Linked DNA regions of Mus musculus: region 1 is linked to region 2. A link is a loop called in an ENCODE intact Hi-C map of the cell type or tissue named here. Cell type or tissue: left cerebral cortex. All regions are shown on one strand.

Region 1 (8,000 bases), 82 kb after region 2:
CTTCAAAAACCACTCCCAGTTTACTGGATGCTGGAAGTCAAATCATGCTCATTATACTGAGATTCTCATTTACTAGCTCAGTTGAATTTCTCAGTACACATGCATGAGCTCACACCATCTCTCTCTCTCTCTCTCTCTCTCTCTCTCTCTCTCTCTCTCTCTCTCTCTCTCTCCTCACTCCATCTCTCTGCCTGTGTTTCTCTCTGTATATGTGATATATATGTATATATCTGTGTATATGTGATATATATCCATTTTTAGAAAAAAGATATCCCAGAGACCTAGAGAAATCCTTTTCATGTATGACCTAAAATTTATGAATAATATATTTCTTATAATACATAAAAAAGCTTTCATATGTGCATCTTCATGTACTATATACAGGACAGTCTCACAGCAATTGACCCAGTTTCCTGGCTCTTACACTCTTTCTGCCCTCCTTCTGTAATTTTCTTTGAGCCTTAATTTTTATATGATAATCATGGAGCTCTGAATCGGTGTTTGAGCTTTCAAATAGAGTATGAGCGGGCTGGACTGTATTTTCTCTAGGTCTTCTCACAATTTTTTGGCATACCAATGAGTTTTCTTCAAAATAATTCTATTAAGCAATTCTTAGTTTCTTTTTCTTTATTTAGAATTAGGTCTATTGGAGTCAATCTAGAGATGTTTGCTTTCATTTGAGGGTTTTTTTCAGGCATGGTATGTGACACTTATTAAGTTATTAATGTTTCAGTAATAGAGTCATCATTGTATACCACAGCTGCCAATGCAATTATGAAATATTGACCATAAATATGATCTAGGAAGATACAAGGCTATTGTAACAATACAGAAAATTTCAGTGAAAATTTAGCTACATCTATTTACTCTGGAAAGCTGGATTTTAGTTTGGCATCTAATATTAACATGCCATAAAACATCAAATATCTTCTCATTCTCACAGTTCTTTTAAGATATTTATTCTATTGTTTCAAATCAGTTTCATTAATATGAAAATAAATAATTATTGACACATTATTAAATTTTATTCTTAACTGTAAATATTGAAAGTGAAAATGAAAGTATAAAACAATAATGATGGTCATGCTAATGGGGTTGAGATTATGTGAGTTCAGAAGGATCACAAAGCATTATTGATTAGAGATAACCTTCATGGGCAGCTGACTAAAGTGCCTAAAATGATATATACAAAAACAATGGATTCAGTGCTTTGATGAATATCCTCTAAGAAGGCCTCTAAGCAAAAACTGCTCTTAGCATCTTTAGGTTGTTTTGTGAAACACATGAAACTCAAGAAGAACGAAGACCAAAGTGTGGATATTTTGTCCCTTCTTAGATTTGGGAACAAAAACCCATGGAAGGAGTTACAGAGACAAAGATTGGAGCTGAGACGAAAGGATGGACCATCTAGAGACTGCCATACCCGGGGAACCATCCCATCATCAGCCTCCAAACGCTGACACCATTGCATACACCAGCAAGATTTTGCTGAAAGGACCCTGATATAGCTATCTCTTGTGAGACTATGTCAGGGCCTAGCAAACACAGAAGTGGATGCTCACAGTCAGTTATTGGATGGATCATAGGGCCCCCAATGGAGGAGCTAGAGAAAGTACCCAAGGAGCTAAAGGGATCTGCAACCCTATAGGTGGAACAACATTATGAACTAACCAGTACCCCCCAGAGCTCCTGTCTCTAGCTGCATATGTACCAGAAGATGACCTAGTCAGCCATCAGTGGAAAGAGAGGCCCATTGGTCGTGCAAACTTATATGCCTCAGTACAGGGGAACACCAGGGCCAAGAAGTAGGAGTGGGCGGGTGGGGGAGTGGGTGGGGGAGGGTATGGGGGACTTTTGGGATAGCATTGGAAATGTAAATGAAATAAATACCTAATTTAAAAAAAGAAATCACTTCTTCTTCTTCGGGAAAACACCAAATGGCAGATGACGCCGGTGCAGCAGGAGGGCCCGGAGGACCCGGGGGCCCAGGATTAGGAGGCCGCGGCGGCTTCCTCGGAGGATTCGGCAGCGGTCTTAGGGGCCGTGGTCGTGGCCGCGGTGCTCGTGGAGGTAAAGCTGAAGACAAGGAGTGGATCCCAGTCACCAAGCTGGGCCGCCTGGTTAAGGACATGAAGATCAAGTCCTTGGAGGAGATCTACCTGTTCTCCCTGCCTATTAAGGAGTCTGAGATCATTGATTTCTTCCTGGGTGCGTCCCTAAAGGATGAGGTTCTGAAAATCATGCCAGTGCAGAAGCAGACTCGGGCTGGCCAGCGGACCAGGTTCAAGGCTTTCGTCGCTATTGGGGACTACAATGGTCACGTTGGTCTTGGTGTTAAGTGCTCCAAGGAGGTTGCCACTGCCATCCGAGGGGCCATCATCTTGGCCAAGCTTTCCATCGTCTCTGTGCGGAGAGGCTACTGGGGGAACAAGATTGGCAAGCCCCACACTGTGCCATGCAAGGTGACAGGCCGCTGTGGCTCTGTGCTGGTGCGTCTCATCCCTGCCCCCCAGAGGCACTGGCATTGTCTCTGCTCCTGTGCCCAAGAAGCTCCTGATGATGGCCGGTATAGATGACTGCTACACTTCAGCCAGAGGCTGCACTGCCACCCTGGGCAACTTTGCTAAGGCCACCTTTGATGCCATCTCCAAGACTTACAGCTACCTGACCCCCGACCTCTGGAAAGAGACTGTCTTCACCAAGTCTCCTTATCAGGAATTCACAGATCATCTTGTGAAAACCCACACCAGAGTCTCTGTTCAGAGGACCCAGGCTCCAGCTGTGGCTACCACATAAGGGTTTTTATATGAGAAAAATAAAAGAATTAAGTCTGAAAAAAAAAAAAAAGAGATCAGTTGTTATTTGGTCAGCTTCCAAATCAAGGCATTAAAGAAATCCAGAACATACTAATGGGGTCTTACAAAGCAAGAAGAAACCTTTGATGGCTGTGAGGGAGGCAGAGTGTAAAGGTTGTGGGTCCTAAGTTGTTAAAAAGTGTGAGTTAGCCAAAAGCTTATAGCAAAAGCTGGACTTAGAAAACTGCTCCTGATGAACTGAGTTGTGATGCTCTGCTACTCATCTCTGTTGTATATGCCAGTTTCTAGGTACACATGTGCAGGGCATAGCCTGAGGGTAAAATGACAAGGCATGGGTGATTTTTAGCCAGGGTGCACTAGTACCACATGGAGGGAAAACTATGGCTTTTCATCTGCTATGAAATTGTTCCACTCACCATATTGAACTTGCTGATCTGCACCAGCAAACTCATTCTGAGCATCTACAGTAAATTACACATGTCGTGCTGACCGATGGGAACTGATACACAGCACCTGGCTATTTTCTTACAACACCCTGCCAGTGTTTATTTCTACCTCTTGGAGGAGGGTTTGTTAGGGGGACAATTAACTTATCAGCTACTATTAGCAGAGCCTAATGACTGCCAGGCTTTTCTGGGAAATTATAAACCTCTTATTGCCCTTCCCAGAAAGGCTTCCTCCTGCCAGGAGACTGTTTAATCATAACCACAAACAATTGTGAATAAGGGGAAGGTCATCATATTAAGCTATATCTCTTCTGTAGGGAACCCAGTCATTTCAGAGGAAGCACATAGCACAAAGCCTGCTTGTAGCAAGTTGGGCTGTGGGAACAAATCTTCCTGTCTCTCCCAGTGTGAGAACAAGCTGCTCTCCCAGTCTTCCTGTGACCTCTCTTCCTTGATACTAAACTTGGTTCTTATTGTGCATCCTCTGAGTCTTCTATAGCCAGGCTGCATTATATAACTGTACTTGTGTACATTTACTTAGAATAGAGTTTGCATTTGTTCCAGAAATGTGTAATGCCTTTCCTCCTCCGAGTCTGCTGTCTCCAAGGCTACTTGAATAACCTTCTAACGGATTTATGTTTATCCACTTCTCTCAGTCCATACACCACAAAGAGTACCATTAATTTGAACAACAACAATGATAACAACAACAGTGACAACAATAACAACAACACATGCTTTATCAGATCATATTAGCCAAGTCTTTACAATTTTTTCAATGGTTTCTTAGTAAATTTGAATATTTCTCAATTTCTGAGCAAGATGTCTAGTGGTCCATATAATCTACACTCTGTCCCCTCGTTAAATGCAACCCATAGTATTATTCCCCAAAATTAATTTGCTACAATTTTCTTTTAGATGCTAGGAAACATAAAATTTTTATTTCTCGATGTATTTGGCCATCCTCATTATTTTATTACAAATATCTATTTGTCCCTTTTTTATTTAAACGTTTTATTTATTCTCTTCTCAGTTCAAATCTTAGTTCAATGTTGCTTCCTCAGTCTTATCTTTCCTGAATCATACAGATATTTCTTTATTTTTTTATTGTATTCCTTGTGACTCTTCATGCCTAAGTAAGCGTTTATCTTTTTCTTTTATTACATATATTTACTTATAAAGTGATTATAAACTCTATTAAAATGGCATTGTTGGCCCTGTTTATTTACTGTTTTCTCATACATAAATTGCTACTTTGTACACACCAGTTACTCTAGTATTATTGTATTTAATGAAAGAATAATTTGACTCTTTATTCGGGGGACAAAGACTAGACTTGTTCTTCAACCAATCCATATATTCCTTTTCTTCTTATAGATGAGTTTGCTACTTTTATTTCTTGAATTCAAAATAACCCATTATGTGTCAAGCAGAGAAGAAATTAGACACATAAAATCATTTTTACCATAGAATGTTTAGTAATTACTCAGTATCAAAGACAGATATCAAATATTAAAAAGAAAGATTAAGAATTATAAATTTGTAACTGAAAAAACTTTATATATGTTATCTATCTTTATTTAAAAGAATAAATGACAGGTCTGGCATACTGTACTACAAATGTGAGGACCAGAGAATGGATTCCAAGAACCTATCTAGAATCCAATCAGGCATGCTACCTGCCTGTAATCACCACAATCTAGAGACAACAAGCAGGAGAGCTCCAGTTCAGGGTGGCCAGCCAGAGCAGCCCGAGTCTCTGAGTGCTGGATTCTGTTAAAGATCTTCCTTTAGCAAACAAAGTGAAAAGCATTGAAGAAGATATTTGATTCAACTGTGGGAAATGTCTCTTCTCTAGGGAACCTAGTGATTGCAGAGGAAATCTACAGATCAAAGTCTACTGCACATCCTTGTATTCCATTGTACTCCCTGCAAAAACACACACACACACACAAACGAGTGGGCACCACCACACACGCAAGCATGTATAAACACATGAACACAGGCAGGAAAACAATATCCAGTGATGCTAATGGAAATATGTCTGTTTATGCTATGATACAGAAAATAGATTTTAATTTAAATTTTTGTAATAAAAATATTCTTGAGGGAGAATTACATGAAAAAATGGAAAAAAACAGTTGGCTATTATATAATTTTAGAATATTTTATTTGATAAAATCTGATTACAAAATCTAGAGACTAAGACAATTACAACCTCTTCTACTAAATTAATAATAACAAAGCTTATGTGAAATGTCTATGAGGTTCATGAGTATGAAATCACTGCATGAAAATCAGCTACCATTCCATGCATAATCAATAATCAAACAGAAAATAAAATGAAGAATATAATCTTGTTTAAATCAGTATGAGAAAGAGCACTTAATTAAAAAGGTCTCCCTAAGAATGCATTGTTCACTGCACTGTAAAATATTCTGGACACGGTTACAAATGAGTACTGATTGATGGAAAGATTTTGTAACACTTAGATATGTTAAATACTCAAAGATATGATTTTGGCCAAATGTCTTGTATATGAGATAAGAAACACCCTACTTAAGGGATTAAGGACTTATTTTGATTCATATATTCTGGGTATTCCAGCCCATTATGAAAAACAAGGTATACTTTTGGGAGCTACTTGGTACTAGCAGAATGTGCAACCATGGCCTGTCATTATAATCAGCTATGAAGCAGAGATTCCCAGGACAGAACCCAAAATCAATACCTTTCAAGACCCAAGCCCAAATGATTTATATCTTCTAGCTAGGTCACAAGTACTAAAAATTTTGTAATATTCCAAAGTAACACTACCTATAAGAACTAAGTGCCCAAACCTTGACTCTCATAAGGACATTGGGAGTTCAAGTCCAAAGCAAACATAAATTTCATTGAAATACCTAACAAAATTTGAAAAATGTTCATTGCAAAAATAGAAAATATTTCCCCAATTATGAAATTCACTGGATCATTTAGAGACAAAAATCATTTTTAATAAAACAATTGGGAGAAGTTGGGTGCTGGAGAGATGGTTCAGTGATTGGGAATACTGTCTGCACTTCCAGAATACCTGGGTCTGGTCCATAGTACCCAAACGGCAGCTCATGACTGTCTTTAACTCCAGTTCCATGGGATCTGACATCTTCACACCAATACACTTAAAATAAAAATAAGTAAGTTATTAAAGAAAGCAATTGGGAAATCAAGAACCTTTGTTTCAAAACTCACTGGAAATAGTGGTAATCAAGAAATATGTAGATAGACTAATGGAGTAGAATTAAACAACCCAGTAAGATACAATGTATTTGTATTATCAAATGAGATTTAAAGAGAAGTTTAATTACTTCCCAGCATAAATAGTCCTTCAAACAAATGAGAGAGTACACAAATTCACAAATTGGATTTTACCTAAATCGTATCTGAGCACTAATCCAAAGTATATTCAAAATACAAATGTAAAATGGAAAGAGTCATACAAAAAAACAAGAGTAATCTTTAATACATTTTATTTAAATAATATATTAAATATGATACCATAAACATGTAAGAACTAAAATAACCAAATTGTACCATGTTAAAAAAAAGTTTTTGTATTATGAAAAAGCATTAACAGATAAGAAGGTAACTTGCAAAACAATAGAAATTACTTGTTTATTTTATCTTATTTTTTAATTGGATAGTTTCTTTATTTACATTTCAAATGTTTTCCCCATTCCCAGTTCCCCTCACCACAAAAACATCCTATCACATCCCTCCTCGCCCTGATTCTATGAGGGTATTCCTCCACCTACCCACTCTTGCCTCCCTGCCCTCAAATTCCCGTACACTGGGGTATCAAGCATTCACAATGGCCTCTCCTTCCACTGATGCCTGACAACTACCTATGTGGTTGGAACTATGGGTTCCTCCATGTGTACTCCATGGTTGGTGGTTTAGTCCCTGGGATCTCCAGGGGTGGGGGGGTCTGGGTGAATAATATTATTGTTCTTTCTATGGTGTTGCAGACCCCTTCAGCTCCTTCAGTCTTTTCTCTAACTCCTCCCTTAGGGACCTCATTGGGGACCCCATGCTCAGTCCAATGATTGGCTGTAAGCATCCACCTTTGTATTTGTCAGGCTCTGGTAGAGCCTCTCAGGAGTTAGCTAGATCAGGCTCCTATCAGCATGCACTTTTTGAGATTCACAATAATGTCTGAGCTTGGTGACTGTATATGGGATGGATTCCCAGACTGGGCAGTCTTTGGATGGCCTTTTCTTCAGACTCTGCTCCACACTTTGTCTCTATATTTGCTTCCATGAGTATTTTGTTCCCCAATCTAAGCAGGACTGAAACACCCACACTTTGTTCTTCCTTCTTGAGCTTCATGTGGTCATTGAATTGTATCTTGGGTATTTGGAGCTTTTGTGCTAATATCCACTTATCAGTGAATGCATACCATGTGTGTTCTTTTGTGAGTGGGTTACCTCACTCAGGATAATACATTCTAGTTCCACCCATTTGCCTAAGAATTTCATGAAGTCATTGTTTTTCATAGCTGAGTATTACCTTTAGTGTAAATTTACCACATTTTCTGTACCCATTACTCTGTTAAAGAACATCTGGGTTCTTTCCAGCTTCTGGCTATTATAAATAAGGCTGGTATGAACTTAGTGGAGCATGTGTTCTTGCTATGTGTTGGAGAAACATTTGGGTACATGCCCAGGCGTGGTATTGCTGGGTCCTCAGGTAATACTAT
Region 2 (8,000 bases):
ATATGTATCAAAAGATGGCCTAGTCGGCCATCACTGGAAAGAGAGGCCCATTGGACACGCAGACTTTGTGTGCCCCGGTACAGGGGAACGCCAGGGCCAAAGGGGGGGAGTGGGTGGGTAGGGGAGTGGGGGTGGGTGGGTAAGGGGGTCTTTTGGTATAGCATTGGAAATGTAAATGAGCTAAATACCTAATAAAAAATGGAAAAAAAAAAGGTGAGATTATAAGCCAAAATAAACTGTCTTCATTAGATCATTATTTATTTATTTATTTATTTTTATTAGATATTTTCTTTATTTACATTTCAAATGCTATCCCAAAAGGTCCCTATACCTTGCTCCCATACCAACCAACTCCCACTTCTTGGCTCTGGCATTCCCCTGTACTGGGGCATATAAAGATTGAAAGACCTAGGGGTCTCTCTTCCCAATGATGGCCAACTAGGCCATCTTCTGCTACATATGTAGCTAGAGGCAGGAGGATCTTAGATTGTTTTTGCCAAAGTATTTTACAGCCACAGAGAAAAGCCAAGACAATTAGTTAGGAGATTTGTCTAAAAGAAATACTTGTTAGAAATACAAAAATAAAGAGAAAAAGAAAAAAAGGGAAAGAAATATCTCAGTGTAAATGTGATCTTAATTTTTTTATTTTATTATTTTTATTAGATATTTTCTTTATATATATTTCAAATTTCAAATGCTATCCCGAAAGTTCCCCCATAACCCCCCACTCCCCTACCCACCCACTCCCACTTCTTGGCCCTAGTGTTTGCCTGTACTGAGGCATATAAAGTTTGCATGACCAATGAGCCTCTCTTCCCAGTGATGGCTGACTAGGCCATCTTCTGATACATATGCAGCTAGAGACACGAGCTCCAGGGAGTACTGGTTAGTTTATATTGTTGTTCCACCTATAGGGTTGCCGATCCCTTTAGCTCCTTGGGTACTTTCTCGAGCTCCTTCATTGGGGGCCCTGTGGTCCATCCAATAGCTGACTGTGAACATCCATTTCTATATTTACCAGGCACTGCATTGCCTCACAAGTGACAGCTATATCAGGATCCATTCAGCAAAATCTTGCTGGCATATGCAAAAATACTGCATTTGGTGTCTGATTATGGGATAGATGTTAAACATCTTTAATCATCAGGGAAATGCAAACCAAAATAACCCTGAGATTTCACCTCACACTAGTCAGAATGGCAAGATCAAAAATTCAGGTGACAGAAAATTTTGGCGAGGATATGTAGAAAGAGGAACACTCCTCCATATACCCAGAAAATGTTCCAACTGGTAATAAGGACACATGCTCCACTATGTTCATAGCAGCCTTATTTATAATAGGCAGAAGCTGGAAAGAACCCAGATGTCCCTCAACAGAGGAATGGATACACAAAATGTGCTACATTTACACATTTGAGTACTACTAAGCTATTAAAAACAAATCAAATAACCCCATTAAAAAATGGGGCTCAGAACTGAACAAAGAATTCTCACCTGAGGAATACCGAATGACAGAGAAGCACCTGAAAAAATGTTCAACATCTTTAATCATCAGGGAAATGCAAATCAAAACAACCCTGAGATTCCACCTCACACAAGTAAGAATGGCTAAGATCAAAACTTCAGGTGACAGCAGATGCTGGCGAGGATGTGGAGAAAGAGGAACGCTCCTCCATTGTTGGTGGGATTGCAGGCTTGTACAACCACTCTGGAAATTAGTCTGGCGGTTCCTTAGAAAATTGGACAAAGTAGTACCAGAGGATCAATCAATACCTCTCCTGGGCATATATCCAGAAGATGTCCCAACCGGTATGAAGGACACATGCTCCACTATGTTCATAGCAGCCTTATTTATAATAGTCAGAAGCTGGAAAGAACCCAGATGCCCCTCAACAAAGGAATGGATACAGAAAATGTGGTACATTTACAAAATGGAGTACTACTCAGCTATTAAAAAGAATGAATTTATGAAATTCCTAGGCAAATGGATTGACCTGGAGGGTATCATCCTGAGTGAGGTAACACAATCACAAAGAAACACACACAATATGTACTCACTGATAAGTGGATATTAGCCCAAAATTTAGGATACCCAAGATATCAGATACAATTTGCTAAACGCATGAAACTCAAGAAGAATGAAGACCAAAGTGTGGACACTGTGCCCCTTCTTAGAATTGGGAACAAAACACCCATGGAAGGAGTTACAGAGACAAAGTTTGGAGCTGTGACGAAAGAATGGACCATCTAGAGACTGCCATATCCAGGGATCCACCCCATAATCAGCTTCCAAACGCTGACACCATTGCATACACTATCAAGATTTTGCTGAAAGGTCCCAGATATAGCTGTCTCTTGTGAGACTAGGCCAGGGCCTAGCAAACACAGAAGTGGATGCTCACAGTCAGCTATTGGATGGATCACGGGGCTCCAAATGGAGGAGGTAGAGAAAGTACCCAAGGAGCTAAAGGGATCTGCAACCCTATAGGTGGAACAACATTCTGAACTAACCAGTACCCCGGAGCTCTTGACTCTAGCTGCATATGTATCAAAAGATGGCTTGGTCGGCCATCACTGGAAAGAGAGGCCCATTGGACACACAAACTTTATATGCCCCAATACAGGGGAATGCCAGGGCCAAAATATGGGAATGGGTGGGTAGGGGATGGGGGGGGCAGGTATGGGGGACTTTTGGGAGAGCATTGGAAATGTAATTGAGGAAAATACGTAATAAATAAATATTTTAAAAAAGAGATAAAGAAGCAAAAAATGAATATTAAGTAAATTGAGTGAATTGAATAAATATGAATTTATATATGATTAAAGTAAAAAGCATACAAGTGTTATATTGATACTTAGATTTATGGAATACTAGAAAGTCTTTGATGTTCTTCCAAAGCAAAAAAAAAAAAAAAAAAAAACAATGAATTTATGAAATTCTTAGGCAAATGGATGGATCTGGAAGATATCATCCCAAGTGAGGTAACCCAATCACAAAATAACTCACTTGATATGTACTCACTGATAAGTGGATTTTAGCCCAGAAACTTAGAATACCCAAGAGACAATTTACAAAACACAAAATCAAGAAGAAGGAAAACCAATGTATGGATTCCTCATACCTCCTTAGAATAGGGAACAAAATACCCGTGGAAGGAGTTACAGAGACAAAGTGTGGAGCTGAGACTAAAACTGGCACTTTAATTAAATGCAAAAGACTACGTGTAGAGAGGAAGACAGCAAGAAGGGAAAGATGAAGGAGACAGGTTGTGGGGGAGAAGATGGAGAGAGGCTGAGATAGAAGAAGAAATAGAAGTAGAGAGAGAGAAAGAAAAGTGAGAAATACAGAGACATAGACAGACAGACGCAGTAACATAACAAGAAGGTGACATAGAGGCACAGAAAGAATATTCTTTAATCTGGCCATTAAGTTTGTCTAGAATATTATTTCTTTGTCTCCCTTTTAAAATTTTTGTTATTTTAAATTGTAGATAGTATATGTGTCAATGGTGAGTGTACTTGAACAAAGGTGCAGGTGCCCACATGAGATAAAATACCCCTGGTCTGCTTATAGCAAGAATGACAGATGGATATGAGCCATGATACAGAATCTGGGAACTGAATCCAGGCTCCCTGTCAGGGTAGAATGTGTGTGACTGTGGAGCCACCTGAGGACATGTTCATGACCTTGGCCTGTGGTGCTGCTGAGGACTATGATGGTGTCAGAGGCTTATGCCGTGGCACAGGGCCATGTTAATGCCCATTGTATGTACTGCCACTGGAGACCATTCTGATGTACACAGCAAGTGCTGATGCAAGAAATGACCATGTTATTATTCCATGATTCCTGTTCTTGCTGACTGTAAAGGACAAGGAATCTACTTTTGTTTTGATGACTGCAGACTCATACTGAGAAAGAGGGGCATAGAAGGTTTATGTAACAATTCTTACGACTACCTCACACTACCCTTCCTCCACCCTCAGAAATAAAGTTGCAGCCTACAAAGAGATCCACTGCAGGGAAAACCTCATAAAAATTGTAGTAAGGTTTGCAATGCCAAGGGGCCTCTTTTCCCAGTATAAATTATTTCACTTAAAAAAAAATCATTGGGGCTTTGCTTAATCTTTTTATTAAAGTGATAACAATTGCATTTGTCACATTTTTAAAAAATGGAGTAAGGATGCTTAAGTGTAACTTTTCACCATTTATGGCTTCTGACTGGGGTGCCAGTGGGGAAGGACTCAGTTTCAGTTAAGGGCTAACCACGAGGATATGTGCTATGCTCCAGTGAGAGCTCCAAATAAAAATGTTTCTTCTTCTCCTTCTTTTTTTTTTTTTTTTTTTTTGCAAAGGGGCACTTGATAAGTTTTTCAGTACAAAACTGGAATGACTGTGAAGCAAGTGTTATCAAGGTTCATAGGGTGAAATCGTCAAATAAAAATATTGTGAAAAGAATAATACATTTTTAAATAACTGAACCATCTCTACATCTCCCTGTCTCCTCCACTAGTTTAAGAGTATGTTCAAACATTGGTTGTACTCTAATCTGTATCTGCTCAAGCTCTTTACTTTGATATGGTCTCTGTTTGCTCTAGTCTTAGTATCTATGGTTCTTCTTCTTCTTCTTCTTCTTCTTCTTCTTCTTCTTCTTCTTCTTCTTCTTCTTCTTCTTCTTCTTCTACTGTCTTCATCTTCTCCTTCTTCCTTCTGCTTCTTCTGCTTCTCCCTACTCTCTCTCTCTCTCTCTGTATCTCTGTCTGTCTCTGTCTCTCTCTCTCTCTCATGCATGTGCACATATGTATGTGCATTCATGTGTGGGTGCATACGCGTGTGTGTGTGTGTGTGTGTGTGTGTGTGTGTTTGTGTGTGTGTGTGTGTGTGTGTGTGTGTGCTAGCATGAGCTCAGATCCTTCTGCATCCCAGGAAAGTCCTCTACCACTGAGCTATACCCTCAGCTCTTATATATTCTGGCTTTGAAAGTACAGAAAAAAGCATAGATTTTTAGATTGGAGAAAAAAGTTGTAAACTTTGTTAGAAGTAAAATGTGTAGCTGTGGATGGTTTGAGAAAAGAAACTGACAAGAAATTACATGTCAGAAATGAGTTTTATTAGGGATGCTGGGCTCAGGGCCATAGAAAGAATGATCAGGCACTGAAATGTAAAACATTAAAAATGGACAGAAAATAATCTCAGAGACAACATGATGGGATCGTTATGGAAAAGGGAAGCTTCTCTTTATAATCTGAATAAGAGATAAACTAAGGTGAAAGAGTAAGTGGCCAAGAAAAGGGTGACTGGAGGACCGGACAGGAGAGTGTTTACAGAAATACCTGAACAAGAGAAAATGTATGACTTTTCTATCCTTGAAAACTGAAATTACATATCACGTGATTTAATTGTTTATGGAGAAAGTTGTGTCCTTTTTACTTCAGACTGTGGAATTGGGCCAGCTAAGCCTTACCATTGTCTTAGTGTGACCAAAGATCTAACAGGCTTCTCTCTGTGTATCTCTGTATCTCTCTGTCTCTTTCTGTGTATCTCTGTCTCTCTCTCAAGATTTATTCTATTAATAACTAATTTATTTGTCTGTGCATATATGTTCAGATGTTGGTGCCCTTGAGGCTCAAATGCCATGGAGCTGAAGTTGCAGGCAATTGGGAACCATCAAACTTGAGTGATGAGAATAGAACTCTAAACCTTGATGTAATTTTATAGCTTTTAATTTAATGTCATGCACAATACCTGTCTCCTCAATGTTCCTTTTTAACATGCTATCACTACATTGGATAGGTACTAGAGTTTATTCTAATAAATTTTATATAAATAATCTTTGAAAAATAGTGATAGGTTTTAGTATAATATCTATGCTTATATAAGTCAGTTTCCAATAAAATTCATGCATAAAATTGTATTCATGCATGAAAATGTAAACACTTAAAATATTGCATTGCAAAAATATCTTTCTTTCGTATTTCTTCTTGTTATATAATCTGCTGAGAACTTTAAAATAGGCAAGTTACTGAAGAATTTGGATTCATTCCCACGCTCTGTTGGAATATGTAACAACTTATCCCCAGCAGTCTGGAAAACAGTGCCAAGCCAGACTTTCTGGAAGGGCACACCTGAGTTCGTGGCCCTAGTGTAGTGTTCTACTTATTATTCATATGAAGCATTTTTCTGTATCCTAAAGTCCTATAGATCACTCATGTAATTTTGGCTTCAACGTAGATGAATTCTGATCTTTAGCCTTACTACCTTAATCCTGAACCAAAAATTGTGTGACAAACACAACTGGGTATTTACATATAACTTTTTGTTTTGCATGAAGACTTCCTAACCAAACAGCACCATGGTGACAGACACAAGTGTAAGTCTTGCTGTCTGCTTTATAGTGATATAGTGTTATAGTTATATAACTATAGAGTTAGAGTTTTCATTTAATCATTTTAAGTCTGGTCAAACATGTTTACTACATTGCTGGAATATTAGAAAAATTAAGCTCATAGTTTATCTCATTTTAGAATTTGATGATCTATGGACTTTGCTTTATGGTTATGTTCAAGTACAGGCCTATTTCTCATTTTCAGACATGGGTCAAAAACCTTTGTTTTTTCATGCTATTTATAGAAACTTGATGTGAATGTGAAATTTGAAATATATAGATATCCTGGATGTCAAGATTGCCTTCCATTCTAAAATTTAAATTTATCTAGGCAATGTTTCTAGATTTTCCAGGTTTGTTCCCTTTCTGTTTTCTGTTCTGCCTATCCTTCTCAGTATCATTGGTCTTTGCATCTCTTCTCAAAGTTCCTGTCACCAGTAAATGTCTTGGCCAGAGATTATCTTTAAATTCCAGGAAGTATTTTTTCCATCTTTTCATCCTCAACCAGCATTTGTATTATGCACTACAGAGATGAAATTAAGCCTAGTTGTGGATAAAAGGTAAAAAATAAATTAATTTTCAACCATTCTTTGTATTTATACCCTTCATATTAATCACCATGAGACTTTTCCTTTTCTTTGAAAAAAAAAAAAAAAGAAAATAAACACCCAACACTTTAGAGATTGATTCTACCCATAGAAACTAAAATGAATTTTTTTATCTGATGACAAATGTTAAATATTTTGTAACTCCTATCCTTTTTAACACTATAATCCTATGGAATATTAAAAAAACACACTCCATTGTTTTAGATTAAAACAAAATCAACTGTTAAAATGCAAGGCTTAGAAATAATAGGTTGATGACTCGGGATTTTTCTGTGAATAAATAACATGCCTGAATTGGGAGTTTGTTCCACTGACATTACAGCTTACCTCCTGTGCCCAAACAATCTGTAACACAGTCAATTTTGCCATAACACACACAAACGTACTTAGTCATGAAGTCATAATGGTTTTCAGGACAGAGGAATGAGGAAGAAGAGAAAATTAGAAAAAGATCTCATATACCCCCAAAGCAATGAATATGCTGTGTCAATGATTATATGATATTAACATAGACTTTTCACTATTGTTAGTGCCTTGTGTGACATTTATCATTTGGTCCATGTGTCTTAATTGACAGATATATTCATATCTAGTACATAGTACTCTGATCACTTAAATCACCAGTAGCTTTCAAAGAGAAGACCAAAATGAAGCTGTTCCTATGAGATATGTGGTGACATCTTTGATGACTCTGTTTCTACTATTTCTTCTGCTGTCCTCACATCTTTTGCCTTTGCCCACTCCTTGGAACTTGCAGAGTTTCCTGACTATACAATTTAAAAACTTGTAATTTCACGCTACATTTATGACCATAGCAACAAAAAATATCCTACAAGGTAGAAAAACTGTTGAATCAGCCAACAAATTTATGTCTTGACGGTGTCTAGTCAAACAACATGTCTGTGGTGAGCTTCACAATGAACTTAGAGTTTCCATGAGGCCTTAAGAATCAACCTTCAATTTCCACCCATCTCAGCCCATCTTTTTTTCAGTGTGTTTCCACTGGGTC

Evidence for each region. Peaks named below come from ENCODE experiments on the same cell type or tissue, not always from the same donor. Only the 100,000 strongest peaks of a DNase experiment are listed, where the experiment ranks them.
Region 1: a loop joins it to region 2, with 3 times the contacts of the local background. A loop is called at or near these places in 2 of 42 quality-filtered maps.

What each region holds. Positions count from the first base shown.
Region 1 is chr4:67,928,944-67,936,943 of GRCm38, forward strand. It overlaps the pseudogene Gm11249. Among named protein-coding and RNA genes, the nearest start is that of Gm23738, 250 kb to the right of the region's middle. In left cerebral cortex, no CTCF peak of the experiment used is centred here; a DNase peak (open chromatin) is centred at 3,726; H3K27ac peaks cover 840 bases.
Region 2 is chr4:67,847,135-67,855,134 of GRCm38, forward strand. No RefSeq gene overlaps it. Among named protein-coding and RNA genes, the nearest start is that of Gm23738, 330 kb to the right of the region's middle. In left cerebral cortex, no CTCF peak of the experiment used is centred here; DNase peaks (open chromatin) are centred at 1,118, 3,678, 3,895 and 6,088; H3K27ac peaks cover 2,063 bases.